2 separate regions of the Homo sapiens genome follow, and region 2 is linked to region 1. The links are chromatin loops, found by intact Hi-C in ENCODE. Cell type or tissue: PC-9. All regions are shown on one strand. Links, peaks and the distances in the headings refer to the core of each region. The heading gives the core; the rest is flanking DNA. Region 1 holds the start of LOC124903006 (a long non-coding RNA gene). Region 2 has its middle 130 kb from the start of C12orf75.

Region 1 (14,100 bases), core at 5,381-13,380:
GGTGTTGTAATGATCTTCATTTTAAAGATGGGTGCCTGGAGGCAAGAGTGTGTTGGGGATATCACATGGATTAATTAAATATTTATTAGATGCTGAGATCTTTCAGGGGAAGGAATTTTTTATTATCTCCAGGGCCCAGTACACAATAGGTGCTCCATAGTTATTTTCATGTTGAATAAGTGATATAGATCAAAGGTTGGCAAACTTTTTCTGTAAGAGGCCAGGTAGCAAGTATGTTAGGCTGTGGGCTCCATGAGGTCCCTGTTGCAGCTTCTCAACTCTGCCGTTGTAGTGCAAAAATGGCCAGAGACAATGTGGAAATCAGTGAGCATGGCCGTGTTCTGATAAAATGATTTCTAAAGACAGGTGGCAGGACAGATGTGGCTGCAGGCTGCAGCTTCCCCTGATCTAGGTGATACTGATTCTGATGCTGTTAAACAGTACCATTTGCTAAGTGCCTACTCTGTGCGAGGCACTATTATAAGTACTTTCATGCATTGTCTCATGAGATACAGATGAAGAAAGTAGGCTTATGGGGTTTAAGTAACTTGTCCAGATCTGTGAGACTACAGAGCCCAGACAAAGGAGACAGTGTTACAGATTTTGAACATTATTCAGGTGAAAGTATAAGTGGATTCTAGATCCTTACTACTCAAAGTCTCGTCCATGGACTGGCAGCACTGGCATCACCTGAGGGCTTGTGAGGAATGCGGACTGTTGGGCCCCTCACTAAGAAATCTTGAATTAGAATCTACGTGGTCACAGGATTCCCAGGGATTTCCATATATGTTAAAATTTGAGGAGCAGATGAAGGTTCTAGATCATTCACATTTAAAGACAAACACTGCCCAGATGTCTGGGTTTTGTGAATAACATGGGATTTCATTCATCTTGTGAGGGTAAATCTACTGTCAGCCCAGCCCGTTTCTAGAACAACAGAGCTATGAACATCAATGAGGAAAGGTAAGTTTAGACGCCTAATAGAAACTGAATTGTTTAACAACTTTTGGAGGAAACTTGGAAAATGTAACCGATGATTTAATGATCTTTAACTTAAAGCGATTAGAAATATGCAGGGTGAGGCGGTCAGTTTCACCAAATGGGGTTAGAACTTAGTTTTCTATGCAAAGATGGACACTCAGGTTGAAATTTCTCAAAAGTTCCGAGTTTGTGTCAAGCATATTGACGATCCAGTGGCTTCTTTCTTGTGACTGGGACAGACCTGGGAGGTGCAACACAGCTCTCCTTGCTGCTGCTCCATCTAATTTACAATGAGATCAGCATACAAAGGGGAGTGAGGAATCACTCTGCTAACAAGCTCCCTTCCCTCTTGTCTCTGGAAGAATGTTGGCTGACAGGGACACAATTAAAAAGGGATTGATTTATTGAGCTGGAATGCTCTAGCCCCCCTAATCTCAGAATCTCTCTGCTTCATGCAATCACCATTTCCAAACAAGAGTCAGCCTACACGAATGAAACTTTTCGTGATCACCAGGGAGCCAAAGACGTAGTTTACCAAAGGTAGCTCAGCCCTTGAAGCCCATTAAAAAAAACAAAAACCCACATAAAAGAAGCCCTTTCCTGCATGAGGGCCTGGATAAGGATCTGGAATTCAATAGGAAAGGATGACCTAAACAAAAAGTAAGCAGTACTCATGAAAACTGCTAACCTTGGCTCCAGGGAGGGGCACAGGTCAAGAAGAGTAAGTGGGCAAGGAGCCCTTTTTTTGTCTTTTACATAATGAAACTATAAATTTCTGTTAGAAATCACAGGATCATCAAGCATTTGGAATGTTTATGAGGATCCTGGTGGGATTCAAGAGAAGAAAAAAAAATCTGTGGATTTGAATTCAATTCTTCCTTTGAACTGTCTCATTGAACCCAGGTGGTCAAATCTCTGCTGTTTGTATGCATGTCATTATTTACAATTGTTGGGATTTGAGAGGGTACCCAATAAATAGCACCTATTTTTTTTCACTAGAATTCTGAACTGTTCGTAAAGTAAAACAAAAGACTTGGCAGATGGAGACGGAAATGGAGCATCCGTTTTGTTACTGATAAAGTGGGTGCTGGAAAATGGAGCTTATATCTGTGCATTGGTAGATTTCTTGATATCGAATACCCAACCTAAAAATATTACCTCCCAATCACAGCAGCTCTGGACAGGCCTTTGTGGGACGTGTATGGAGGGGCAGCAGAACGTACTCCTTGATAGCAGCCTCACTCCCAAGGGAAAGAGAAAAGACGCGGCTGGGCTGCACATACCCAGTTTCTCCTTCCAGATTTATCAGAATAAGAAAACCACTTCTTCCCTGGGGGGAGTAAGTCAGGGGACAGAGAGAAACCAGGAGTGAAGTGGGACCTCTCCCACATAGAAGAAATCGTCATGAGTGGGGAAGAAGCATCCTCTACCTTCACACTTTTGAAAATTAATGATAATATTACTAATAATAACAGTAATGACAATAATAAGAACAAAAGTGATCATTTACAAAGTATTTACTTGCTCAGGTTCTGAGCAGAATCCCCTACCTCATTTAATCTTCACAACAACACATTGAGATAATTTTATGATTGTGTCTCTGCAACAGGTGAGAAAACTGAGACACAGAGGTTGCGTAATTGTCCAAGGACACACAGCTAGGAAGTGGTACAGCTACAGTGCAAACACAGCTTTGCCTGACTCCAGAGCCTGAGTTGTGCAGCAGACTCTGCTCTATTTGTTGAATGAATAATGAAGTAAATGAATAAATGAATAAATGAATGAGGTGAACTAGAGGATAATGTGTCTAGAAGTCTGGCCGCATGGGGGAAATCTGTGTGCAGGATTGCTAGGTTTGGCAGCCGGCCCATCTTTCCCTCAGTTCAGAGGCTGACCCTGAGGATTTTTCCCTAGAATGTTCTGCCCTGCCCGGCTGGGCCAGGCCAAGCAGTGCTCCAGCAGGTGGACCTTGGAGCTAGTCTTGCTCTCCCAGGAGCCCAGCGTCAGGGCTTGCTGGGGGCAAGAGCCAGGGGGCTGCTTGTCCACAACCATCCCCTTTGCTTGGTCTCTGATTTGCATTCTAGATTTCTCAGTGGCCTCAAGGCTCTGAATGCTTCCCAGATGGCCACTGGCCTAAACACAGGTGGCCAGGGGAGCACTTAGACAACCCACTCCATGGGAGAGGGATCAACCCGTCTCTGCCTGAGCTAGAAATCTGACTCACAGATTAGGGGTCAGGGAAGAGCGCAGCGACTGAAGCTGTCTTCAGCTCCCCGTCTCCCTGTGGGAATGTCCCCATCTCCCGTGCATCTGGCCACCATATTTCCAGGCATCTCTCTCACCACCAGGCATTACACAAAAATCAGAGCCTCTGAGATGCCCTTTTCCCTTACTTGCTCTTTTTTTTTTTTTTTTTTTGAGACAGGGTCTCACTCTGTCACCCAGGCTGGAGTGCAGTAGCATGATCTTGGCTCACCACAACCTCCACCTCCCGGGTTCAAGCAATTCTCATGCCTCAGCCTCCCAAGTAGCTGGGATTATGGGTGCCCACCACCATGCCTGGCTAATTTTTGTATTTTTAGTAGAGATGGAGTTTCACCGTATTGCCCAGGTTGGTCTCGAACTCCTGACCTCAAGTGATCTGCACACCTCGGCCTCCCAAAATGCCGGGATTACAGGCATGAGCCACCACGTGGCCTCATTTGCTCTCTACACCAACCTGCAATTTACGTTTGAACCCCTGGAGTGGCAGCATAATCTTTATCAGACTTCCCTCCCTCCAGGTCAGGACCCCTTCCCTTCTCCAGGTACCCGCTTCCTACTCCCCACATGCCACCTCGGCTTCCCCACCTCTCCCTTGCCCCTGTGTCCCACCCACTCCTGTACAGAATTCTGCTATCTTAATCTCTTTCTTTGGAAACTCCTGTCATTTGTAATTATCCCCCATTTCCTTCCTCTACCTCAGCCTTTTTTTCCCAGGCCACCTTCGCCTTCTCAGCTTTCTTTTCAAAGATGCTGCATTTTTTTTCCTCCTTATTTGGACCAACATGACCTGACAGGGTGGCTGAAACGGCATACTGGGGATAGAAATATGTGCCAGTTCCCTCCATAGGTTTTTGTGTTTTTTTGAATGGGGCATTTGCAATCAATTTATGGAGTTTAGCTGAAAGGTTAAGGAGTTTTCACTTAAAAATCAACCTCCCCAAAGGAAAATATTTGGTACATCTTTTCTTTCATTGTAATTGAGGTCTCCACATGCGCCTATGCTTAGGATCTATTCTGGAAAAGGCTCCCAGAGAAAAACCTGTCTAGTCCATTCAACTTCTACTCCAGTCTTATGAAAATGGATTTCATAAACAGTAGAGAACATATTTGTCCTTTTATCTTCTTCAGGATTATCTCTCAGAGAAGTGATGTCAAAAGGAGGTGCTTCTAATGATGCCAAAGGTGGGGATGAGACTAAGCGCGTCAGTTCAAGGGTCCACGTGTATTTGAGTGCATCCAGGAGAGGTCTCTATGGACATAAATGTCTATGGAACAAAACAAGACAAAGCAACCTTGAATTATTAGCTGAGACCTAACTCCAAACCGTCCTGCAAACTACAGCACATCCAGGCTCTATCTCACGGAGATTTCCTTTTCTTAAGCTAAGTGGCCCTGAAGGAGTCTGGGGAGGATGCTGGTGACATCCCCACCCAGACCCTGTTACTGGGCCGGTGCCCCCACACTCCTGCTGCTCTGAGTGGGGCCTACTAAAAACTCACAGCTCCTGCCTTCTCTAGAGATTTCACCCACAGGACTTCTTCAGCAATAGGAGACACTTCACTGGAAACATACATGCCCCTCACAACTGTCCCCTGCAGCCTGCATCCAATGACTAACCAATAGGAGATATGAGAGGACACCCCTTGTTTCAAAGTCAGACCAACTTTGCCATGTCATATAAGCCATGCAAACCAGACCATACAAGCCATGCCCCGGAGCTCCCTGTGGGATAAGGCTTAAGCTGGATCCCAGCTGGGACCACATTTTGGCCTAGTTCCTCCCTTTCCTGTCCTGCTTTCCTCACTTCCACAATAAATCATGCATACCCACATCCTTGTCTCAGGCTCTGCATTCAGGGAACCAGATCTAAACCGGACTCCAATGCCAAGTCAGCCAAGGGATCTGCCCATCAATGTCCAGACCTCAGTCTCAGGTCTTGCCACTGCAGGGTGAGGAAAGATCCCATGCACTGAGAGAAGCAGGAGAGACTACAGCAGCAGACGCTTGCCACAGTGCTGTTCTATACTACTTGATCCAGATTTGCTGGAGCTCCTCTGGTGGAGAGAGTCACAGGCTTGTGCCTCTTGGCAGGCTCAAGAAAAAAAGTATATCAAAATGGGATGGAGAGTGTCAAACAGAAAGAAAGATGACCTTCTCTGATGGAGCTGGGCTCCAGGTTCATAAGAAAACCAATAGCCCAGAGATGCAGGAGAGCATGTCTTTAGGCCCCAGCAACTATGGAAGCAAGAGAGTTGAAGAGACATGCATTATTTATTCCTGGCCTTTTAGACATGCCCAGTGAATGCTCCATCTCATCTATCATAAGCGTTTCTCCCCTTTGTGGGTGGAATAGGGTGGATGAGAAGGGATTGAGTGCAGTCTTGGTAGGGAATGGATAGAGAAAAGGAGAAGTGAAGTGGTGCTCTCCTCCCAGAGGCCACCTTTACTCTACCTCTCACTTCTTGGCTATCAAATTCTTCCTACCCCTCCTCTCTGGGAAGTCTTAGCCCACAGTTGTCTTTTGCTTCTATCAGCTTCTCTTCCACTTTCCTGCCTGACCCAACTCCTTGTCATTCATTCAACAAATATTTCCTAAATGCCCACTGGTCTCTCCTGCTTCTCTCAGCACGTGGGACTTTTTTTCTCACCCTGAATTGGCACGACCTGAGATTGAGGTCTGGACATTGATGGGGCAGATCCCTTGGCTGACTTGGCATTGGAGTCTGGTTTAGATCTGGTTGCCTGGATGCAGAGCCTGAGACAAGGATTTGGGTATGCATGATTTTTAGGGGTTGGGTACTTTTCCGGACATTGGGGATTTATTAGCAAATAGCTGCCATTTGTTCCCAATGGGGAAAGACACAATAAACATACAAACAGCTAAATTGGGCACATTAGGCTAGTGATAGGTGATATGAAGAAAATAAAACAAGAGAATCATGTACTTATCATGCTAGTGTTTGTTTCTGTGAGTCTCATCTGCCCTGTGAAGTTGCAAGTGCTTCGTGGGCAGAGATCTCCACTAATACTTCTTTGCTTCTTCCAAGGAGCCTGGTCCAGAGCCTTATCTAAGCATCATAAGAAATCAACACAAACTTCATGATTTCTGGACAGCAATTACACTCAGGATTTTCAACTCTGGACCAGCCTCAGGTTTCACTCCTTTTGCCCTTGGACTTCACCCATTGTGTGCTTTGTGTGCAGTGGTGTGAATGCGGTCTCCCAGGGCCTGCGTTTGAGCTGGCTGCTGCTTGCTGGTGTGTGACCTACGCTGAGTCTCGACTTTCATAGTCTCACCTCCCTTCCGGGAAAGGCAAGGAAGGTGAGAATGCCCACTCCAAAGGGTTGTGGAGGACAGAATGGGATGATCCATCTTCTATGACAAGAGGGTGATGGACTAAGTACTGATTAGTGAGAAAGCCAGGATCAGCCTCAGGGGATCCACAAGGCGCATTGGACCCATGGCCCTGGCCACCTGGTCAGCTTCAAGGGAGTCTTGGCCACTGGTTTTGGTCTTGATCAAGGTCCTGAGCATAGGCCTTTAGGAGTCAGCAGAGGATGTGGGAGAAAGGTTCTCTCCAGCCTTCCTACTGCCACATATCAGGATTCATCTTTTCTCTCCTCAAACTGATACCTTCCCAATGTCCGCATTTCTCTCCCTACTTAGGCTTGAAACCCCAGGTTTGCCTTTGCTTTTCCTTTTTCTTATCCTATTCCTCTACTCAGAAGCCAGGTCTCCCAGGTCCTGTGTTTTGTTTTCTCCAACTCCCATCATTTTCTTTCCTTTACTCCTGCCCCGCTTCCAGTTCTAGGTCCTTACTTTGCATTTTGGGGTGGTTGGTGTAACTTCCTCATCGGTATCTCTGACTCCTGCTTCTCCTCTTCACACTCCATCTGGCATACTCAGAGATCCAGCTGAAAAATAGAAGGACTCTAGGAGAAAATAGTGCGGACCCCTTTTGCTGGCATTTTGAGCTCTCTGCTACTGGCCCTCTCTACCTTCGTAGCTTCCATCTGCCAGGCAGCAGCCAGCTTGTCCACTCACTGCTCCCTGAACGTATCTGGTGTCTCCCTGCCTCTGAGCTTTTGCTCATGCTGTTCCTGCTGTTGAGGATGCTGGATTTGCCCTGCTCTTCAACACCCAGTTAAGAGGTAGTCCCTGATGCCACAATCAGCTGGGAACTCGATATCACCTCTGCAATTTGTACCCCTGATCTTACACCTTTTGCATGATACTTACATTCAGATTGATACTCTAGGAGTTCTTGATTTTTTTTGTGATATTACTGAGGGAGCTTTACTTTTTTAGACCCTGACATGAGAATGTCAGCCATGTTTGTCGAGAATGTGAGTTCTCTCCAGCAGCAGATGCTGAGTCCGGTAGAGCTGAGATGAGGACACCTGACACAACCCAAGTGGGTGTCTGTGGTTGCACTTGAGTGGCAGGGGATGGAGGAGCAACCAGGGAGATGGCAAAATATGATGTGTCCCGCTTAATGTTCCTTCTTCCTGGGATTCTCCAAATCTTCAGTAAAGATAAAATTCTTGAAGCAAGAAGAATTTCTGTAGAACCAGAGAAAACATTGACTCATGGGTCGGTGGCATCCCAGGTGACCTAGGAGTGGGTGGGCCAAAGAAACATGAAGAGCCCACCTGTCAGCTGCCTGCAGGGACTGTGGAGATGCCTTGGTTCCCATGAAAGGTGACGAGTGTAGTTTCTGATGAGTTCAATGCCATTTCTTTTGCAGAGTGGCTTGGGGGAACCCAGATGGCATCTGGGATAGATTTCTCATCCTGTCTGAGAGATTCTTGGGGAAGAATGCTAAAATCCTTCCTTTTAGTTCCTCTGGTTCGATGCCTAGCACAGCAATTGTTGATTTAAATAGAGATACTGAGGCAGGTGGTGATTTCTTTGCAGGGGAGTACGTGCTACCAGACAGTTTGTTTCTCCTACTTAGTATTACATAACGTGCTCTTTCTCCCATTTTTATATATGATCCTCACAGTGAGCATGGATGAGAGACTTTGTATACAGAGAAAGAAAATGGGACTCACAGAGGGTGAATGACTTCCTGAAGATCGCACAGTTAGAAAGTGGCAGAGCTGGGACTTAAATCCAGAGTTCCTGGCTGCAAATCTAGTGCTTGGTCAGTCTTCCATACCAGGCAGACTCCTGAGTTCTTATACATCAAGTAAGGCTGAACTGGGAGAATCTGGGAAGCTGGATTGCAGTGCCCTCTCTATTAACTCCCAAAGGAAAATGATATAATTTGAGAGTATGAGCTGATGCTAGGACTCTCTCTTCTTTCTTACATTATCTTCATGGAACATTTTGGTCATGTACAGATACGAAAGAGTCCCCAGAATGTCTTCCAAAGGAATTTCAGGACCCTAAAGCCTGGAAGCATCAGAAAACATTAGTCATCTGGATCACTGAACCAGAGCACTGCTTTGAAATGTAAAGGATTCCTGCATGAATGTCCACTCCACCCAGAAGACCGTCATTGTTGCTGGTAGGGTGTAATCTACAATTTGTGGCCTTCACCATTGTGTCATGCATTGATTCCTACATCAAGAGCCACGTGGGGTACATGTCATTTTCCTTCTCTTTACAAATGAGAAAATGAGGCTCAGATTAAATTACTTGCCCACGTTCATGCAGCTAGTAATGGAGAGATGTGGAATACAAAGCCATATTATTTCTTAATTCAAATGCTGTGTTCTCAGCCACGATGCTATCATGCCTGCAAGTAGACATTTGCTGATTGAATGGAGTTGAATCACACTACAGGAGTGAGTGTGGATAAGAGCCAAGTGTCTAGTACAGACAGAAATGTGCAGGAGTAGAGAGAAGGGTGGATTGCCGGGAGAAAGTGTGGCACTGCCATCAGACTGTAGGTGGCCTCGCCATTGGGTCAAGCAAGTATTTGGTGCTGGGGAGTATGGAGGGGGCACACGGGCCTTCTCAGGCAGCCCAAGAAGGACGAGGCCTTATAGGAAAACTGACTTAAGATGAACCCTGCCAGAAAGGGCCACTCCGTCACCAGCCTTGTCTGAGGTCATATTTCAAAGACTGGCTCAGGGCCACTGGCTGGGGTGCAGGGCTGTGAGATCATGGCTGAGCAATCTGACTTTTAAAAAATATAAGGACCAACTTGGGAGTTTTATCGCAGTTCTGCGTTCTGCCGCCCAGGCATGAAGTCAGCTGGCCTGCTTGTGACAGGGAGCATTTCACTTGTAATTAGCTGGTTTTTTTTTTTTTTTTTTTTAATATTCTGCCTAAACTGCGGTGTGGTGTGAGTGAGCCCGCTCCCTTGGAGCTGCCCCACAGCGGTAGCGGAGGTGAGTCATGGCCATAAAATCTGGAAAGCTCGTAGGGGGATGGAGGGCGGTGGAGAAATATAAATTATTGTGATCGTCTTTCAGGAGCGCTCGAGTTAATTATTGTACTTTCGCCAGCTGCGTTGTGCCTTCATCAATGCCGAGCCAGAAGTGATGGTTTTAGTGGGGAAAGAGTCGTTCTTTAATGGGGCAGAGGCCCACGAAGCCCTGTGTTCTTTTGAGGGAGGTTGGGTGCATGAAATTCCCAGCACCAGCTGGAACCTGTGCGGATTTGCTCTGAGACACTTGGGTGTGAGCAGCGTCACGTTTTCTTTATTTTTCTAAAGCAAATAAATCTGGCTTCGTTCTCCACCTGCCAGGGCTGGCAGGCAACCCATTCTTAGTTATGTCTTTTTTGATGGGGCAGGGGGGGCAGTGAGGGGTTCTTTCTTTCTTTTTTGGGGGCATAAGGAAGCCCTGGGAATTAGGTAATTCAGCAAGATCTAAAGGCACCTTCCTGGCCTTGGGTCCACTATGAAGAAATAATTGCTCATTGCCTGCAAAGTACCATTTTGAAGGGGCTCCTCATCTTCCTCTATCCCAACCCTGGGCCAGGGGGTCTGGGAAGAGGCTCCCACAGCTTGTGACCTTGTGTTATCCCTAGGCCCAAGCTTCATTATCCACTATCTGGTGCCGTAGGTCTCCACTATCAGAGACTTTTAAACCACGGTTTCTTCCCCAATCTCAAGGAAAACACATAACATCTCAGTTTGAGTCACCTCTCCTCTGTCTTTCTTTTTTTAAATTATGTATTATTTATTTTTTATTTGAGGACAGGGTCTTGCTCTGTTGCCCACGCTGGAATGCAGTGGTGCATTCTTGGTTCACTGCAGCCTCAACCTCCTGGGCTCAAGCGATCCGCTCACCTCAGCCTCCTGGGTAGCTGGGACTATAGGCACGTGCCACCACGCCTGGCTAATTTATTTTTTTTTAAGAGATGGGGTCTCACTCTGTTGCCCAGGCTTGTCTCAAACTCCTGGCCTCCAGTGGTCCTCCCACCTCAGCCTCCCAAAGTCCTGGGATTACAGGTGAGACACTGCACCTCACCACACTTCACCTTACAGGTGAGAGCCACCTCCCCTCTCCTGAGAGAAAGAAAAAGAAACAAAGACAAGAAAAGAAAGAAAAGCACCAAACCAAATCAATCAAACAAAAACAGAAGTTATATTAAATGTTTTCCTTGGCTATTGGTTCAGAAAAGGAGAAAATGACTTTTTAATTCTTTATATCTCCTCTGGCAAGAAGAGGTCGAACCACTTCTCCATAAGCTTATCATCACTCCAGCTGCGTGACCTTGAGCAAATTACTGACACACTCTGAGGCTCAGTTTCTCACTGGAATATTTTAAGGATTAAGTGATATGTCCCATGTCAGGCACTTAGCATGGAGCCCGACCTGGAGTTGGCTCTCAAAACATGGCTATTTGTGGAGGACTGTGAGCTCTGTGAAGTTGCCTATAGCTTCTCCACCCTTGAGGACAGGGGCTGTAGTTTGCTTATCTCTGTATCCTCAGCAACTGGGCACCCAGTAGGCATCCAAAAATACTTGGTTAACTGGATAGTTGTAAAAGGCGGAGATTTCAGAGAGGCTGAGAAGACCAAGCTTCCTTTACCAGCCCAGGCCAACTGGCCTTCACGTTGCATGTCCATAGTAGACCCATGCATGCATCTTGGGCATGTGCAGTGTGTGACTCAGTGGTGTCAAGATGTAACCAGGAGGACTGCAGATTTGGTATTGCTCACTCTGGATACCAAAATCTTGACTATAATAGATAGGGTGACTTGAACATTTTCTACGTTTTAACAAGAGTGTATTTCCCCATTGCCCAGCCTTTATTAGGGCCCATTTCGGGGGCTTTCTCTCCCATCCTACCCTTGGTTTCTGTGAGGTTTATAAGTGTCTCAGGTCACTGAGAAAATGGGGGTATGCTACAAGAAGAGTTTGATGGGGCTTAGATAAATCTCAAGTCACAGCAGATGACTTTCTTCTGTATGATCTATGAGCAAGTCGCAGGTGATATATAGATATATATAGCTAAGCTGGCTTCTTTACCCAGTTGACTTGGAGTGCTCATTTATATGGGGTAGACTATAACCTGCATTTATATGGTTGGAAGCCTTCCAGGCACTGACCAGCAGATTCCTATGGCTTCCCCACTCTCCCTATTTAAGCCAGCTTTGGCCCTCTTCATTCCAGTGCTCCTCACCCAATTCCCATCTCCTGTAACGTCATACCTCTGGTCTAGTTGTTCCCCTGTCAGGCCAGGTGACACAGGAATGAGCTTGTCTTTCCTCCCATGCTCTTTCCAGTTTTTTATGGCTATAGCTTAAACTCTGCACTTTTCTGCCCTAACACCTTCCTTTTTGAATCTCAAGAAACTATTTTGGAAATAAAAAAAGTTACACATCGCCTGGTTTTTGTTTTCTCAGTCCCATCTCTTCTCAAGGCTAGAGATGCTCAAATTGACCAGGGAAAGTGTATGAAGTGAAAATGAGAAAAAGAACAGCACCCAGTATATCCTTGTGGTATGTATAGGCCTATATCCTGATACCTGAAGGAATTCTTCCACCTGGAACTTTATGAAAAGGACCGAAGAATTTGCAGGAAGAACTCAGCTGACCTGCTATTAAAAGAGAGCGATCTCTATTTATGATGCATATTAAGTACTGGTGAATGATGCACAGAGAAGTCGCTGCGCTCTCATATTTAGGATACTCTGATTTGATTTGCAATCACATCATCAAGTATACCCTTATTTCATCATGTATGTGAAATGGGAGGTGATGGTGGTGAGGATATAGAGAATGACCCTTGTGTGTTGAGGGGATGGGTGGGAGAAGGTCAGAGAAGATCTGTTTAAGGAAACAACAGTTGAGAAAAGACTCAAGTGGCTTGAATCAGGGAGGCAGAGGACAGTAGGGAAAAGAGCATTCCATGCAGGCATGCAAAAGCCCAAGACAAGCTTGAACAATCAGTGGCTGATGTGGCTACAGTGGTGGGAGCAAGCAGTAGGGATGGGGGATGACGAGGAAAGACAGTTGAGTGTCCTAGACTGGCAACATTTCAAATTCTTTTTTAGGGCGAATGAGAAGTTTGGTGAGTTTAAAACTTGGGCAGGGGTGAGGGGGACAGAGATATGGTCTGATTTGCAATGTCAAGTTATGAAACTACATGAAGTTCCTGAATCACAGAGCTCACAGGCCAAAAACCATTTGTTCCAGAGGCCTCATAAAACTGGAGGCAGAAATTTTTGTCAGCTTGAAGGATAGCTTGAGGTCACCTTACTTTGCTACCTTGCAGTGGTGGCAGGGAGAAGGGAGACAGTCTTTACTGAGAGCCTATTCCATATTAATCATGATAAGTGGAGAAACATAGCTGATATCAGGCAAAGTGCTGCTTAGTAAAAAGTAAGATAATCTTTAGGCTCAGGGGCCTTCCTATACCTCTGAAATAAAAAGGTGAAGGCAACCAAGTGACATTCTCTTGATATAGATTGACAATGGAAGAGGAAATGAACTCTTTCTGTGTACCTACTTTCTGTGTACCTACTATGCACTTGACCTGAGCTATGTGCACTAGTGATATCTCACGGAATTCTCACAATAAATAGTTGGGTGAAGTTTATTTAATACCTAATGAGAAGTGTTTGGTGATAACAGAGAAGTCACAGCATTTTACAGAAGACTGAGCTTTGGGGCAGTGGAGTACCTTGCTCAGGTGACACAGTGCCCATGAGGCAGAGCTTGGACTCTGTTCAGGTTTAGGGGACTTTTCAAGGCTCCCTTCCCACTTCTCAAGCTGCTGGTGACTGACTCTTTCTCAGAAACCCCCCACCCTCAGGGTTTCAGAACCCCTTCTTTCTGCTCCTGTCTCTACCTTTCTTCTTTGATGGCTGCCTCCTCCATTTCCAGTGGGAAAGAAGTATCCAGGAGACCCATGGGAGCATGGGAGAGATTGGGCTGGAACATCTAGTTGGTGGAGACCCTTGGAAGCCTTGGGACGAAGGGATCTCTTGGGGCCCCCCACCCTTTGTGCTGAGTATTCATGAAGTCCCAGAAGCTGACCCAAGGGACCCTGGCCTCTCACCCAAACTGTTCAGAAGCTTTCTTGTTCACAGCCACATCATGACTTCCGTAAGTTTGAGGTGCATTTGTCTTCATGGGCGCCTTCCTCCATAAAAGCATATGAAAATAATTTAATGGATTTTGGGGGGCCTTAAACATTTCATTTTTTTTCTGAAAAATAAAATTAAAACATTTTATTCAACTTCATCAGTTCATTTGTCTTTCCTTTGGATTTTAAGGAAATGAGAACATTTTCATGCGCCCCTGAAAGGGAGCCCCTACGCACTGTGCCCACCTGCCTGATGGAGAGGTCAGCTCAGTGCTCATGGACTAAGAGGATACATCATAACTATGGCAGAACCTGCTTGGGGGCTTCACTATCTTGGTGTCTAGATGCAACTTCCCCTAG
Region 2 (16,896 bases), core at 4,150-12,149, 110 kb before region 1:
GTCATGGACTCATCCTTAACCTTGGCAAAGTAGATTTTCTAAATTGATTGAAATTTGTCTCAAATACTTTTTGGTTCACACTGCATAGAAATTGTAGTATCACATGTTCGCTGAAGCCCTCAGGTTACAACTCTTGTCAAATGGCCATACTTCTTGAGGGATCTCTCTGAGGAACAACTGTGTTGTTAATTGGTATCCAAAAACATTCATTTATTTGATCAATTAGCACTTTCTGAGAAGTTCCTGTGAGACTGACCCTAAACTTTATGTTAGGGATGCAGAAATAAAAACTATATCACTGCTGTTAGGGAGAGCATAACATTATTGCCATTTTATTATCAGGGTTCCTGGTCACTGGACAACCAAGTGAAAGCAGAGTTCAGAGGAAAATCTTCAGGTGAGATTCTACGGAACGTGAAGGAGAAGATGTTTAAACGTGTTGGGTACAATCTATTCGTATTATCTATTTGCATTTGCCATGTATTTCCAAAGTTATCTCTCACCTAGTACCTCCCTACCATCTCTTGTTCATTTGTAAGCAATCTGTAGTTGTTAAGATTGTCATAGTGAAATACTTCTGACAGAGTCATTTTTGATCTGTCCATTTTGACCCATGCTGAGTGTTTATAATGTGGAGAGTGAGCTGATACAGCATCTTCAACAAGCCATCGGCTGCCTAGCGAATCACTCCATTATCACTCACCTTGAAAATTGTTCTCAATGTGTTTATCATACCATTAAAAAATACATGGTCAAAAAAATTCCATTAGAAGAAATTCCAGGGTTTCAATGTGTCCATTGTTGGATAAGCAATTGTTTTGGTAATGTAAGAGTTGTGCATGGTAAGACTCAAGTCTTGCTGTGATAAACGCTAGGAATAAAGGCTACATGGGACCCTGAAATTCTGTAGAGGACCCCAAGGTAGGCTGATGGTTGGATAATTCCCTGAAGGCATTGGAGACAACGTTTGAAGGATAATGGGGAATGGATTAGGTGGAGGATGTGGAGATATGGTAGGTATAGGAAATTCCTTGTAGTGGGAGACGGTGAAGTTGTTAGAAGATGGTAACATTGATATTTAAGAATGTAATGGATACTTTGCTAAATGACTGATGTGAATCAGGTCGTTTAATACTTACAGCAATTCAGTAAAGTAAAAATTATTGTTATTACCATTTTCCAGATGGGGAAATGGACTTCCTAGCTTCCCCGCTTGCTTCTCCTAACCTAGACACAAAAATTAAGTAAGTTGCTCAAAGTTACACAGCTAGAAGAGGCTAAGCCAGGATTTGAATTGTAGGATATTTAAAACCAGAGGTCCTGCTATATTACAAGGGTTTCTGGGGAGGAAAAAAAAGCCAGAATGGCTGGAGCTCAGGGAGCTAGAGGAAAAAGTTTGTGAGCCAAGACTCAAAAAGTAGTTGGGGGGTCAGGCAATGGGGGGCCTTGCAGGCCTAGGGCTATGTGAGGCCATCGAAGGACTATGATGTGACTTGATTTATGTTTATAAGATCACTCTAGCTGCTGGGGTGAGAACTGACTGTAGAGGGCAAGATTTGAAGTAGGCAGACTGGTTAGGAGGCTGCAGCAATAGTCCAGGCAAGAGCTGATGCTCACTGGACTGAGGTGTGACAGTAAAAATAGACATAAATGGAGAGACTTAAGAGACATTTAGGGGGTAAAATTGCCTGGATTTGGTGACTGGTTATGGGAAGAAAGTAGAGGGTAGCATCATGGGTGACACCCAGAGAACTCGTTGATGGAACTGGATGAATAGCGATACCATCCACTGAGTTGGGGAGACAGAATGAAGCCATGTTGGGGTATGGGCTTGGGCAGACAAGATGTTGGATTAAATCAGAGACACGATGAGTTTAGATTCCTCTGAGATGTAACGTTGGCAGTTGTAGATGTTTGTCTGGAACTCAGAGGCCACAGAACTTAGATGCACATTTGAGTACTGTATTAGATTCTTAGGGCTGCTGTGACAAATTACCACAAACTTGGCAGCTTAAAACAACAGAAACTTATTCTTGCACGGTTCCGGTGGCCAGCAGTCCAAAATCAATGTGTTGGCAGTTGGTTCTCTCTGGAGGTTGCAAGGGCGAATGCATGCCATACCTCTCTCTTAGCTTCTGTTGGCTCCTGGCAACCCTTGGCATTCCTTGGCTTGGGGCTGCTTGACTCCAGTCTGCTGCCTTCATCTCCACATGGCCTTCCGCTCTGTGTGTGTCAGTATTTCCTCCTTTCCTTTCTCTTACAGGAACACTCATTATTGGATTTAGGGTCCATCCTAAACCTAAGAGGATCTAATCTCGAGATCTTTAGCTTAATTTCATCTCCAAATAACCTATTTCCAAATAAGGTCACATCAACAGGCAATGGTTCATATTTGGACACATCTTTTTGGGACCACTCCTCAATCTACTGGAGGTGCTATGAATTTAGAGATGTCACTCAAATCCTGGAGCATGCACGCAATTTTCTCAAGAGACAATGTAGAGGAGAAGAATAGAAGGCCCAGAGCAGATACCTGGAGAACTGCATAATTTAATGGTTGCATAATGGTGGACAAGTCTACAAAATGGAATGAGAAAAGAGCCCAGAATTGTAGAAAGAACTCCAGAAAGTGGGAGTCAAGAGAAGAGTGCATTTCATGATGGAAGGAGAAAGCAGTGCTTACAAATGATCACCAGAGCGCTAGGTACTTGCTTATAGTACTATTGATTATTGGCCTTTAATGTTGCTAATCTAGGGCTAATAATATATAATTATTTTAGTTTTTTTTCAATTAAAATTTAACCAGAACACCAGGCAGAATGTTAACTTCGCAGAAAGTTCAGTAGAACATATATAATTGGCAAAGAAATTTTCTGGAGTTTCATTTTCCTTTTTTTTTCTTTTTTTTTTTTTTGAGACAGCATGTCACTCTGACACCCAGGCTGCAGTGCAGTGGCTGCATGCACATGGCTCACTGCAGCCTCAACCTCCTGGGCTCAAGTGACCCTCCTGCCTCAGTCTCCCAGGGAGCTGGAGCTACAGATGTGTGCCACCATACCCAGCTAATTTTTAAACTTGGTAGACACAGCATCTTGCCCTGTTGCCCAGGCTAGTCTCAAACTCCTGAGCTCAAGCAATCCTCCAATCTCGGTCTCCCAAAGTGCTGGGATTGCAGGTGTGAGCCACTATGCCCAGCCTTATTTTCCTTTTTGGTGAAGAGAATCCAAGTAGCTTATCACCTGTGTCTTCACAACTAAAGTTTAATTTTTATGTAGGAAGTCAATTTATCCTTCAACCCTGGAGTGAACTGCAATATAGTCCTGAATCTTGACTTTACAGCTACACTTTAGAAATAATGCCCTCCTTTTGGTACTGTTGTGGCACAATGATATTACCAGAGAGAAGATAAATGTATATATTGTGGACTCAGTAAAAGACATAGCACTATGTTCCTTTTGAGATAACACATTGGGCAAAAATGCTTTGGCAAAAACTAATTCACTGTAAAACCAAATGAAATTCCTGGTTGCCTGAACCAGTTGAAAACTGGTTCTAGCTTTGTGTAGGGACCCTTCCTCTCTACATGTATACAGGTGCCTCCTGGTTTTTACTGAAGTGTTTTCCTGGATATGGAGGGGCCAGATGAGGGTGAAGACTTCTAGCTGGAGCAATGATGGGGCTGGGGTACCCCATGGGTGAACAGGGAACAAAATCCATCTGACAGTGTCTGTGTAGGAAGCGAAAGTTGAGAGAAGTGAGTCAGATTCTGGGAGTCCTTGAATACCAAGTTCAGGACCTCCCGGTGGAAACAGTGGAATCTGTCCCAGAACGAAAAACTCTTTTCTCCAGTTCTGTGGCTGTGATTCATCCTTGGTTTTCATTGCAAGTGCAGCAATCCAGGCTGTAGTTAGTTGTGTTCCCACTGGGCTCATTTGGGAGTTTCTCTGGATTGAGGTCAGATTTTCATAAATCAACCTGGAATGCCTTGGCTAGATACTGGGAGGAGTAGCTCAGGTGAAAAAAAGAAAAACAAAAAACAGCAAGATCTGGAGTCTCCTGCTGCTATGGGCACTGTGGGGTCTACTCCCAGCAGCCATGGACTTTGCAACACACAGTGGGGCCTGCGTCAGATAGGCCACAATGGCGAAGTCCCTGGGAACATGATCACAAGGGACCAGGGGGCTCATGTTCATCCTTTGTGGATTTTTGATTCTCCACTTCTTTCAGCCCAGAGGTGCTCTGGAGAGATGCATGCCTTCTGTCTTTATTATGTTCCTCTGGTTTTGGGAGTGAAAGAGACGGGGAACAGGGAGGGGGTTGCAGATGAGATGGGCTCCAAGGCGGGACTTATAAGAACATCCTCCCAGTGGAGGATGCCTGCATGAGGTAGAGGTATGGTTTCAATTCTACTCTGGCAAGCCCGCGTTGGCAACATGTACTTCTCTTTCAAGTCTCACACTGATTTGAGAGTTTGTAGACAACTTTGTACTCTGGGCCTCTGCCAGTGTCCTGAAGAAATGACTCCCCTTGGCTTCCCATTTTCTATCTCACTGGCCCAACCAAATTTGGTGAATAATAACTTTTTTTTTAAAGCAAACATTGCTGCTAAGTAAACCCAGGAAGGACCTACGCAACCGTGCATCTGGGGACCAGTGTTATCTTTTCACATCTTTGTGACTTCCCTCCTATTGATCACATGAGAACAGCAATCTCAGATTTGCACCATTCTCTGGTTCATCCTGGGGAGAGAGTCACCACACACAGATGGCAGGCTGGCAGGAATGGCTTGTTTTTTATTTTTTAAACTTCTAACTCATGCTAGTCTTTTTTTTTTTTTTTTTGGTATTAACCTGCCACCATATTTTCTTATACATCAATGAAAATAAAAAAAATGTGTCTGTATATCATCTGTCTTATTCTTCAAGATGCCCTTTGTTTATTAAAAATGCAACCAGTCTCTGTAGGATCTGATTTACCTGTCTGTGGATGATCCAAACCGCCGGCCTCACCTCTGTCTCCCCACTCTCTTACACAAGGGTAGTTCACGGTGCTCCAGCTCCAGCTGGTATGTAAAGGAAGGAAAAAGTAACAGCAGCTCTGCCCCTGTGTCAGCACATTCTTGACCAGCAGCGAGAATCTATGTAGAAGGCAGGTCTGATCATGGAACTCGTGAGCCTAAAACAGAGGTAGTAAACAACTTTTTCTATAAGGAGTCAGAAAGTAAATATTACAGGTTTTGCAGGTTGTGTGGTGTCTGTTACAACTACTCAACCCTGCCCTTGTAGCATGAAAGGAACTGTAGATAATATGTAAATGAGTGGATGTGGCTATAGTCTAATATAAATTTGTTTACCAATATAGGCCAAGGACCAGATTTGGCTAAAGGGCTGTAGTGTGCCAAACCCTTGCTTAAAACCCTTTAGTGTCATGCCTGTGTCTTCAGATTGAAACTTAAACTCCTAACCAATGTGTAAGACCATCACGCTTTGGCCCCTGCGCCATTCAGGGCACCTTATCCCTCACACAGGGAGTCCAGCCAAGCCACACTGACTTTGTTTTTGCTCCCTCCCACCTTGGGGAAATCACATAAGTTGTTCCTTCTGCCTTAAACCATCTTCCAATCCCCTCTTTTCTCCTCCACACATTTACATTCAACTTCTCCTTTAGGTAATTAATTTAATCTTCTCTTCCTCAGAGAAGTCTCCTTTAATCCCTGTTTAGTGTGAACTCTTGATAACAAAAGAAAGAAATTAAACTTGATTATATGGAGGCATTAAAAACAAGTGTATGTTTTGGCTGATACAAACAAACTCCGGATAGGGCCAAGGGGAATTGCACTTAGGGATGAGTAAAATCAGAGATGTGATGAATTACAGTTGATGTAGAATGTGCTGATCTCATGGTAGACATTCAGAGATGCCTCCTAAATCTGGTGACCTCAACTGACTGGAACATAGCTGAGAAATGGAAAGCAGCAGGGCCATCCTTTTTGATGGAACAAACCCCTTGTTTTAAAACAAAAATACTTAATTGTACTCATAGGAGAACTCCTCAGACCCTAAATCAGAGCCTACTTACTTGTAGTTTAGTCACAATCATAACATATTGGTTTATCAAGTTTCCCAGTCTATAGCTAATTAGAAACAGCTTTTAAAAAATTTTTTTCTGGATGAGGAGGAATAGCCAGGAGTTGACATAATGATGCCAACTAGGAGTGACAATTAATTGACAAGGAAGGTAGAGAAGAAAGCTTTCAGCAGGCAGAGGAGGCTGGGGCCTTTTGGCGGTAGCAAAATAGTTTGTATTCTTTGGCGGATACTGATACAGTTTGGCTGCGTCCCTACCCGAATCTCATCTTGAATTGTAGCTCCCATAATTCCCACATGTTGTGGGAGGGACTCGGTGGGAGATAATTGAATCATGGGGGCGATTTCCCCCATACTGTTCTCTTGGTAGTGAATAAATCTCATGAGATCTGATGGTTTTATGAGGAGAAACCCCTTTCACTTGATTCTCATTCTCTCTTCTCTGCCAGCATGTGAGATATGCCTTTCATCTTCCACCATGATTGTGAGGCCTCCCCAGCCATGTGGAACTGTGAGTCCATTAAAACTCTTTTTCTTTACAAATTACCCAGTCTCAGGCATGTCTTTATCAGCAGTGTGAAAACGGACTAATACAGATACCAAAGGCATTAATGCCTTGTAAAATAGCTAATAGCACAATGTATATAATGATTCTTACATGCCAGGCCCTGTTCTAAGCATTTTATGTGAATCATTTAATTTTGTATTAAATATATGCAATGACTGCTACTATCATCACCATTTTATAGATTGTATTAGTTATGTATTACTGCATAGCCAAAATTTAGTGGCCTCAAATGACAAACATTTATGTTCTTACCATTATTGTGGATCAAGCATCCAGATGTGGCTTAGCTGGTTCTTAGAGTTAGAGCCTTCCTAAGTCTGTAATCAAGGTGTCAGGCAGGACTACATACATCTCAGGGCTAGCCTGGGAGGGGTCACTTTCAAGCTAAGTTGTTTGACCGATGGTCGGATTCAGTTCCTTGTGGCTGTTGGACTCAGGATCTCAGCTCCTTGCCACTTGAGTATCTCCGTACGGCAGCTCACAACATGGCAGCTTGCCTCATCAATTGAGCAAGTGAGAAGAGTCAGACAGAGATGGTGGGCAAGATTTAAGTCAGTCTTTCATAACTTAATCTTGGAAATGACATCTGTTATACTATGGTTTGAATGATAGTGCCTCCCCCAAAATTTGTGTTGAAACTGAATCCTCAATGCAACAGTATTAAGAGATGTGGCCATTGGGAAGTGATTAAGTCATGAATGGGATTAGCACCTTTATAAAATGGCTTGAGGTTGAAGGGAGCCTTCTGTTGCCCTTCCATCCCTTCTTCCACGTGAGGACACAGCGTTCTTCCCCTCAGGAAACCACTGCAACAAGATGTTATCTTGAAAGCAGAGAAGGCAGCCCTCTGTTGCTCTTGCTGTACTCTATTAAGTAGAAGGAGTTTACTGGGTCCAGTCCACACACAAGTGGAGGAGATTACAAAAGGGTATGAATGCCAGGAGACAGGAGCCTCTGGGAATCATGTCAGTAGCTGTCTATCACAAAGATGAAGAAACTGAGGCACCGAAAATTTATGGATTTGGCCAAAGATCCCACAGTTAATAAGCTAAGCAACCTGGGAATTAGATACAGGATCTGTGCTTTTAACCACCAGTCTGCACTGGGCAATCAGGTTTGCATAAACTTCCAGGTGATTCTAATGTGCAGCTGAAATGGTGAATCATGGTCTAGCGCGTCTCAAGTTTCAATGTGCACACAAATTACCTGTGTTAAAATACTGATTGTGATTTGGTGAGTCTTGGCTGGGTCTGAGATTCTGCTTTTCTAACAAGCGCTAGGTGATGCTGGTGCTCTGGGCTGTGGATCACACTTTGAGCTCAGGGCTGAGAGTTGGCTGATTGTTTTTCCACTTGGGATTCTCCCTCAAATTGGTGGTAGAGCAGACTAATCATTTGATCTTTCTGCTTTTAAAAAAATCTTATATTTATTTTTTCATATATACATTCATTTGTTTATTTATTTACCTACAGTATTCAATAGTTGATTGTTTAATAACTGCCAATACTAATTTTAAATGCTTTGTTTTATTTTAGTTACAAAAGTAAGTGCTTATTGCCTCTCAGGCTTGGTTTAAACGTCACTTCCTATGGGAAGCCTTCCCTTACTCCTAAAGACTACCTTCAGATATGCTCACAATGATAACTTTTGTCCCCTCATTAATGCACTTATCATATGGTACTGTAATTGCTCAAGGCCACTGCTATCCCATTTGACAATTTTGTGTGACTTTAAAAAAGACAACCTTTTTTTGAGACACTGTACTTTCACCTGCAGGAAAACTGTTATCAGGAAAGAATTGCTCTAAATATAATTGCTCTAAATATAATTATACAAAATTAATTATATATAATTTATACAATAATTAATTATATGTAGGACATTAATTCATCTTATCCACCCAGTTTTATTTAGCAGTCCTCCTTCAGCTACTAAAGTCTTTGCATTTTGTAAGATCCATTTGCCTTTCACACACTGCAGCTAGGTGCAGCAGCTAAGAGTCTCCTTGAGGTGGTTTTTGGTAACTGGCCACTTAACAGGTGTTTGAGAATCCCAGTGATTTGCTTGTTTATAAAAAACAATCGTATGCTCCCAATGATACCCACCTCTTCAGGGAGTGTGAAATAATTCTTTGCTTTAACTGATTTCTTTTGTGTCTACTGCCTTGTTTGGGCTTCTTTCCTTGTTTGTTCTAAAGATTATATTGTTTAAAAATTTAGCATCGGGGCCGGGCACGGTGGCTCACGCTTGTAATCCCGGCACTTTGGGAGGCCGAGGCGGGCGGATCACGAGGTCAGGAGATCGAGACCATCCTGGCTAACACGGTGAAACCCCGTCTCTATTAAAAATACAAAAATTAGCCAGGCGTGGTGACAGGCGCCTGTAGTCTCAGCTACTCAGGAGGCTGAGACAGGAGAATGGCGTGAACCCGGGAGACGGAGCTTGCAGTGAGCCGAGATCTCCCCACGGCACTCCAGCCTGGGCGACAGAGTGAGACTCCGTCTCAAAAAAAAAAAAAAAATTTAGCATCATTTTAAAATTCAAAAGCGGAGTCTTCATTGTGCTCTGTGTAATGGATTGAGAGTGAGTAAATCTCAGTATTACGTGGAATAATTGATGAAGGGGCAATATTTTGTTAGGTTAATGTAACTTAACAATTGAAGTAGTTTTGTCCTTTTTAATGAGTTTTGGTGGTTATTTCTTGTTTGTCCTTGAATATTTTGGTTTTCTTTAGTAGAATGGGGGTAAATTTGTATGCTTAAGGTGCAAAATTATTTTCTCACTGAAAATAATACAGTGTTGTTTTCAACTTTGGATGATTTGCCCTATTAAGAGGGATTTTCAGGAAAGAATTGCTCTTATAAAGTGGAGAACTGTACTGGTAGTCAGAGTCTCAGTAAAGGTAGCCTCCTGGGCCAGGTTCCTCTAGGGTCTTTCACACTCCTACTGGCAGAGCTAGGACCAACTGTTCTCCCCACTTCATATTTAAAATGCCAGGATAAATTCCAAAATACTGAGCCTCATGACAGATGTACCTTGATAGCCATGACTCCAATTCTATTTCTGGACTAGAAGTTCCCAGGAGCTTAAACCAACAAGAAGTGTGGCTTATTACAATGGATCTTTCATAGCACAGATCTTTCAGTAAATGCTGGCTGTTTCTTTCAAAAGAAGTAGAGGAAAAGTTACAAATATGGGTGCAAATGTACGTATGGATGATACAGATATTTATGAACAGAAAAAAGACTAAAGGAATTGTATCAAAACATTGGCAATGGTTATCTCTGTATAGTAGAATGACGTGATTTTCTTAATTTTTTAATTTTTATTTTTTGCTTTGCAGGATTATATACAATGGACATTCATTAATTCAACACACTTTTTTCTTTGCATGGTTACCACATATTAGGCAATGTGGTGGATCTTGGGGATATAAGTGTGAAACAGACACAGTCCCAACCCCAGAGCTAACATTGTGTGGGAGACAGATAAATATAAAGACAAGATGTACTGCACAACTTGAAAGCCACCCTCAGTATCGTGTACATCACAGACTTGTCTATTTAACACCTGTTAAGTGGACAGTTACAAAAAACCACCTCAAGGAGATTCTTAGCTGCTGCACCTAGCTGCAGTGTGTGAAAGGCAAATGGATCTTACAAAATGCAAAGATTTTAGTAGCTGAGGAGGACTGCTAAATAAAACTGGGTTAAGATGAATTAATGTCCAATATATAATTAATTATTGTATAAATTATATATAATTTTCTATAATTATATATACAAATAATATAATCTGTATTATTATAATCCATATAATTTTGGCCATATTGTACCAAAGGCTTCCAAATGTAATAGGAAGTGGGAGATGAAGTACTCTTTCTTTTTGATTCTCTTACCTCCAAATCCACTCCTTCTAATCTTCTTCATTTCAGTAAATGGCACTATTTTGCACTCTGTTACTTAAGCTAAAAACCTAGCTATCATTTTGATTCCTTTCTTTCCACCATCCCTCATAGCCAATCTATCTATAAGTCATGATAACTGTCTTCAAAATATATGCTGAATCCATTCTCTTCCCTCCCTCTGTGCTGTTCCCTACCTAGTCCAAGTCACCTTTCTTGACATCCTGGACTAACGTAATAGTTTCCCAGTTGGTCTCCTTGTTTCTACTCTTGTCCCTCTAAAATTCATTCTCCATACTTATGATCTTTACAAAATGTAAATGAGATCACACCACTCTGCTGCTTAAACTTTTCAATAAGTTTCCATCTAACCTGGAATAAAATCCAGGCTCCTACTGCAGCCTCCACTGGCCATGTGACCTGGCTACTGCTAGCCTCTCTGGCTTCATCTTCTATCACTCTCTGCCTGGTTCACCATATTTGAGTGGTTATATTTGTTATCTATGACTGTATAACAAATTACCACAGACTAACATAAACAAGAGCAATAAGCATTTAATGTCTCATAGTTTCTTTGGGTCAGGAATTAAAAGTTAGCTGGGTGATTTTTGCTCAGAGGATCTCATAAAGCTGCAGTCAAAGATCAGGAATTAAAAATTAGCTGGGTGGCTCTGTCTCAAGGGATCTCATAAGGCTATGGTCAGCATGGGCTGCAATAATCTGGAGGCTTGACTGGGGCTGGAAGATCTGTTTTCAGGATGGTCTCATTCACATGGCTGTTGGCAGAAAGCCTCAGTTCTTTGCCATGTGTATTGCTCCACTGAGTTGCTTGAGTATCCTTACAACATGGCAGCTCATGTCCCATAAATTGAGTAATTCAAGAGAGCAAGACTGAATTTGCAATGTCTTTTATGACCTGGGCTTGGAAGGCACATTCCTTCACTTTTGAAATGTCTTCTTGGTTACATAAATCAGCTCTATCCAGAGGGGGAGGGGAGTGCTTAAGGACATGAATCGCAGGAGGTGAGAATCACTGGAGGGGATCTTGGGGGCTGGGTACCCTTAAGCATTTCTCAAAAATGCCAGACCTTTCACATCCAGGACCACTGCAGTTGCTAGTCTCTCTGTTTCTGATTCCTTTCCCTCTACCTTTTCACAAATCTGGCCTCTTGTTCATCTTCTACATGTCAGCTCAAATGTCTCTTTCTTGGATAACATTTTTCTAATAACTGTATCTAAGGGAGATATTCTACCACCCCATTATTTAGATTATAGCATCCACCATAATCTGTTTACTCATTTATGTAGTGATTTACTGTCTTCCTCCTTATCTATAGAATGTAAATGCCAAGAACAACCAGGGTCTATTGTCACCCCAGCACCCACCACAAAATCTAACAAATATGAAGAGTTCACTAAATATCATTTGAATGAATGAGATGTTTAAGGCTAAGATGGGTTTTATCAGACATTTTCTCTTTTAATCAGGAAGGGGCTTGGGAATAGGATGGAAGCAAGAGGAGGAAATAAGGTCCCTCCTGGAAGCAAATTGAGGGCTGGGCTGAGGGGAAGAGGATACTGGAATGTGGCTCCTCCTTTGATGGGCACCACCAGACACCATGAAAGTCATGCTCAAAGGCAGTGTCTATTACCATAAGCTCCACTGGGCCACACCAAAATTTTATTCTGACTCCAGGAGGAGGGGATTTCCACTGGGATTCTGAAGGTTTTGCCAGAAAGTAGCAGAATGAGAAGGTGAGATGAGGTCACAGACATCTTGAGTGGAGGACGTAGTGGTGGGAATGACTGGGCGTGTTTGTGGAGAGGCCCAGGTACTAGCTTCTTTTCCCATCACTTATCTCTAGATTATTCTATCTGGGAATACCTAGAGCCAGGCAGAACAATGTGAGGAAATTTGCACAGAATGTTATCTCTGCACTTTGCCAAATAATTGGTAAACCCCAGGGAGCCGGCCCAGCCTCTGCACTGACCTGGATCCTTATTTGGAGGCAGGGAAGGAAAGCTGTCAGTGCTCCCCGGCCTCACTTGGGAGTGAAGTCCTACAGCTGGAATCCCTTCTGTGTCTGCGGCGGGGGTGGGGGCCAGGTTCAGGGCTGCTCAGTGGCCAATCCAACCTGAAAGGTATTGCTGGGATGTTTTTGTTCAGCAAGGAATCATGTGGCTTCCCTAAAAGCCTCCTCTGGGCCCCCAGAGAAAGCCTTATCTCTGTGCATGGTGTTAAAGTATGATTTTCCAAAGGTTAAAAAAATGTGACTCTAAAAACAAAACCAAAAAAGACATGCAATAACAAAAGGGATGCATGTCAAAGATTTTTTATTCAACTCATTTATTAGAGAAGGAGTAATATGTTAAAACCTGTCCAAAAAGCATGTAAGATGCTTGAGATACACACACACACACACACACACGCACACACACAGGCGTGTGTGTGTGTATATATATGTGTGTGTATATATATATGCAATTTAATATGTATTGCAATCTATGGGATATCTTCTCCCCTAGACTGAAATTATTTGCATCTGGACTAGACAAAATTCCATGAGCCAGCCTCTGCCTCTACAGAGTTGTAAAATAGCCCAGGAAATAGAAAGTCAAATTCAGCACTACAGTGAAGGAATGCTCGGTAATCTTCTTCACCTATTTCTAGAGTTCAGATAATTTTTCTGCTAATAGATTGCTTTGAAAGCTCTCTTCCCAGGTGATTTGATGACAGCTAAAAGGTGCCTCATAGCAAAAGTTGATCCTGACAGCCTGAACTGGCATCAGATTCCTTTCCATGAATATTTTCAAGCCTGTCCTGTGGGCAATAATCATAGTTCATATTATTAAATACCTGGTCTGTGTCAAACACACTGCTAAGTGCTTTTCATGGATAACCTTGTTTAATCCTCAATAAAAATCAATTATTCTGATCTCCATTTTGCTGAAGAGAAAACAGAGGCTGAAAGAAATTCAGTAATTTGCTGAGGGTCACACAGCAAGCCAGGAAATGGTGGATCCAGGATTTGAAGATATACAGGCTGATCCTTGAGCTGCAAGAAGTTGTGCTAAACACTGTATGTCATAGAGAGATTAATTAAACACTGTCCCTGCTCAAAGTCATCTTGGAAATCTCGCTTTACTATCAAAACAAAACCTCATATTTTAACCTGAAAATTGGGATACTACTCATGCCTTCCCACAAGCTGACTGAGGATAAATGAGATTATGTGGATGCTCTTTATTAACTTGAAGTCACTGGGAAGGCCACTGTTGTCATTAAGGAGCTCAAGAGCCTCATTGGGAGTGTCATCTTTTGGGCTCGTGGTAGTACAGACATTTCTGTGGGGAAGAGGGAATTTGAGGTTTTCATGGTCAAGCTCAACGATGAGCTGTTGGGGGGTACAAGCAGGGTCAGGAATAGTGATGCAAAATTTAAGGGAGTACCAAAAAGCTTAGTAATCAAGATAGATAACATTTTAATACAACGTCCTTAAAAAATAGTCACAGTCAATGTAGACAATCAATGATCAATGATGAACAAAATATCACACATTAAACCAAAGCCAGGATCAGTTTTACTGTTGTTTTTTTTTTTTCTTTAGCTCCAGTGTGACTCAGCATGGCACAAGCTAATAAGCCATTCCTTGAAGGAATTCACCGGAAGACAGTATTGTGGGGTCCTCCCAGTTGTGTCCTGGAGTGGTTGCTGCTCTTAGATACAGATCCAGATCAAGTAGAGCAATTAAAAAATGTTTAATGTTCTTTGCTACTTTTTTGAAGCATAAAGAAAAAAGAGCATATCATACCTCCCTGAATTTTCACAAAATGAGCACATCCAAGTAACTAGCACCCAGATGTAGAAAAAGAATGCTATCAGCACTGCAGGGAACCATCCCCCCCTGCTTGTGTCCCCTTCCAGTCATAACTTAAGAGCCATTTTCCGTGTGGGGACTCATTCATCAAGTAGTAATTTTTGCCTTGTAGAGATATGTGCATATCTGACCTAGGAGTGCAAACTAGATTCATACAAATACTTGGTCCATGAAATGCTTTCATTATTGGCCCATGGGCAAGGCCTCTTTTAATTTTTTTTTATTAAGGTACTAATTTACTTATTTTAAATAAGACCACAGCATGAAAAATAGAACACGGACAGCAGCTTCCATCTACCTCTGTAGAGCTCTCACATTCCTTCCCTATGCCTGCCCGCCCTGGGAGTAACTGCTTTGACTGTAGCCTGAGAGTGTACTCATAGGCAGTTCCATCTGCAGAATTTCTGACATCAGACAATCAGAGCCCTGTCCATGATGTATTGTCTGACCATCCCTTCAGAGTTCTGTCTTCTTCACTTGGGGTCCCTGGAACCCCTTTGCTTTGCCCTTGGGTAGGAGAGGCCAAGGAACAAGCCGCATGACAGGCAGTGCTAAAAAAAAAAAAATTCCAGGGGTCAGATCTGTCTGGGTTGGGGCTGACAGCTGGTTAGTGGAAGGGTGGGGACTCTAGCTAGGCTCTTCTGGGACGTGGAGGAGCACTTGCTTACGAAACCTGGTTGGGGTGAGGGGGAACCAAAAGGGATGGTTGTTGGGGTCTCAGCTGGAGGGGCTTCAGCAGCCGGAAATGGGATTTAGATGGCCAGAGTCAGGGGCATTCAAGTTTTTTGTGTTTGTTTGTTTTCAGCTGAAAAATGCAAGGGAAGAAGCCCCCAGAAATGTATGTCAGTGAGAAGTTAGCAAGGTGAGGATGGGCAGCCCCAATGCAATATTCAAAATGCAAATCAATCTAGCAGCATCACTCCTTTGCTTAAAACCACTTGCATTACTGTGGGATGAGCATACGTTCAGACAGACAATGGCTTCTCGTCCCAGCTGTTAGTCATATGCTCTTGGACAAATTACATTATTTTTTCACCCTCAGTTTCCTCATCTATAAAGTGCAATGAATCATACCACTTGCCTCAGTGATATTGCATGGGTGAAAAAGAAAACAAATGAAAGCCCTCAGACATTAGCACATACTAACCATGAAATAAATATTGCACTATTATTATTCATGTTGGTATTATTATGAATATGGGATGGAATCTGGACTTCATAGCATGGCAGAGGAATCTCTCTGGCTTCTGCCCATTGCTCTGTCTCATCTCTCCCTTCTCAGGGCCCAATACGACATGAGCTAGAGAGGAATGCCTCTACCACCTCCCAACCCACACACAGCCAGCAGAAATTGGGTAGCCTTTGCTCAGGCTGTTCCTTCTGCTTACATGACCTTTCTCACCTGAGTAGATGCAACTGGGCTTCTTGACTGGCCTGGTGCACCCATCTGCCAGCTGCTTTGAATATTGGTTGCTAATAGCTCATTGCTGTACTATTTTCCAGAGAATCAGCCTTAGTTATGGAGGGTCCCAGAGGGGAAATGCCTGGAAAGTTATGCCCTCCAGGCATCTTTGCAGGGGCGGGCAGCAGCCCTTGACTGAATGCAATGGAATTACCAGGGCCTAGCCTTCTTCAAGGAGAGACATTTAACTGTGGGACTACTCACACTCAGAGCTCCATGTAAGATCAGGCTGACACTAGAATACAGTGGTTCCACATTTTGTTTTTTTGTTTGTTTTGAGACAGGGTCTTACTCTGTCACCCAGCCTGGAGTGCAGTGGTACAATCTCAGCTCACTGCAGCCTTGACCACCTGAGCTTAAGTAATCCTCCCACCTTAACATCCAGAGTAGCTGGGGCTACATGCATACATGCATGCGCCACCAGGCCTGGCTAATTGTTTAAATTTTTTGTAGAGGGGGAGTTTCACCATGTTGCCCAGACTGGTCTTGAACTCATGTACTCAAGCTCGATCAGCCTGCCGTGGCCTCTCAAAGTTCTGGGATTATAGGCATGAGCTACTGCGACTGGCCACTTCCTCATCTTTGTTTTTCATTTGTCCTTTCAACTTTTCTTCAGTCACCTACAGGACTCTTCTATGATCACTCCATTGATAAATCGTACAAGAATCTCCATCTCAGGCTTTCCTTTTAGGAAATCTGCCCCTTAAGACTACATTTCTTCAAGGTTCAGCTCTGGTGGTATCTCCCCAAGACAGCCCAGCCAGGGTGGTACTAAGTACCCTTCTCTGAGTTCTCACATCCTCTCAAACAGACCCTCTAGCTTGTCGCCCACATGTCATATTGAAATAGTTTGTTAATATGCCTTTTTCCCGCCACCAGATTGTGAGAGGCTTCAAGATCCTCTTTTTTTCTGACTGTACTTTGGCCCTGAGACAAGTGATTGTAACATAGTAGGTGCTTAAGGAGAGAATCACATAGAGACTTTATTTGGATTAGGG

Evidence for each region. A loop is a pair of places that touch in the nucleus more often than their neighbours do. Peaks named below come from ENCODE experiments on the same cell type or tissue, not always from the same donor. Only the 100,000 strongest peaks of a DNase experiment are listed, where the experiment ranks them.
Region 2: a loop joins it to region 1, with 2.5 times the contacts of the local background. A loop is called at or near these places in 3 of 110 quality-filtered maps.

The regions. Positions count from the first base shown.
Region 1 is chr12:105,553,001-105,567,100 of GRCh38, forward strand. LOC124903006 (a long non-coding RNA gene) reads left to right here and starts at 3,624. Exons shown (of 2, transcript XR_007063439.1): 1 at 3,624-8,759. RefSeq lists an enhancer at 8,699-9,478. In PC-9, for the core only: no CTCF peak of the experiment used is centred there; DNase peaks (open chromatin) are centred at 9,051 and 9,521; H3K4me3 peaks cover 1,332 bases; H3K27ac peaks cover 1,588 bases.
Region 2 is chr12:105,447,568-105,464,463 of GRCh38, forward strand. No RefSeq gene overlaps it. Among named protein-coding and RNA genes, the nearest start is that of C12orf75, 130 kb to the left of the region's middle. In PC-9, for the core only: no CTCF peak of the experiment used is centred there; a DNase peak (open chromatin) is centred at 7,814.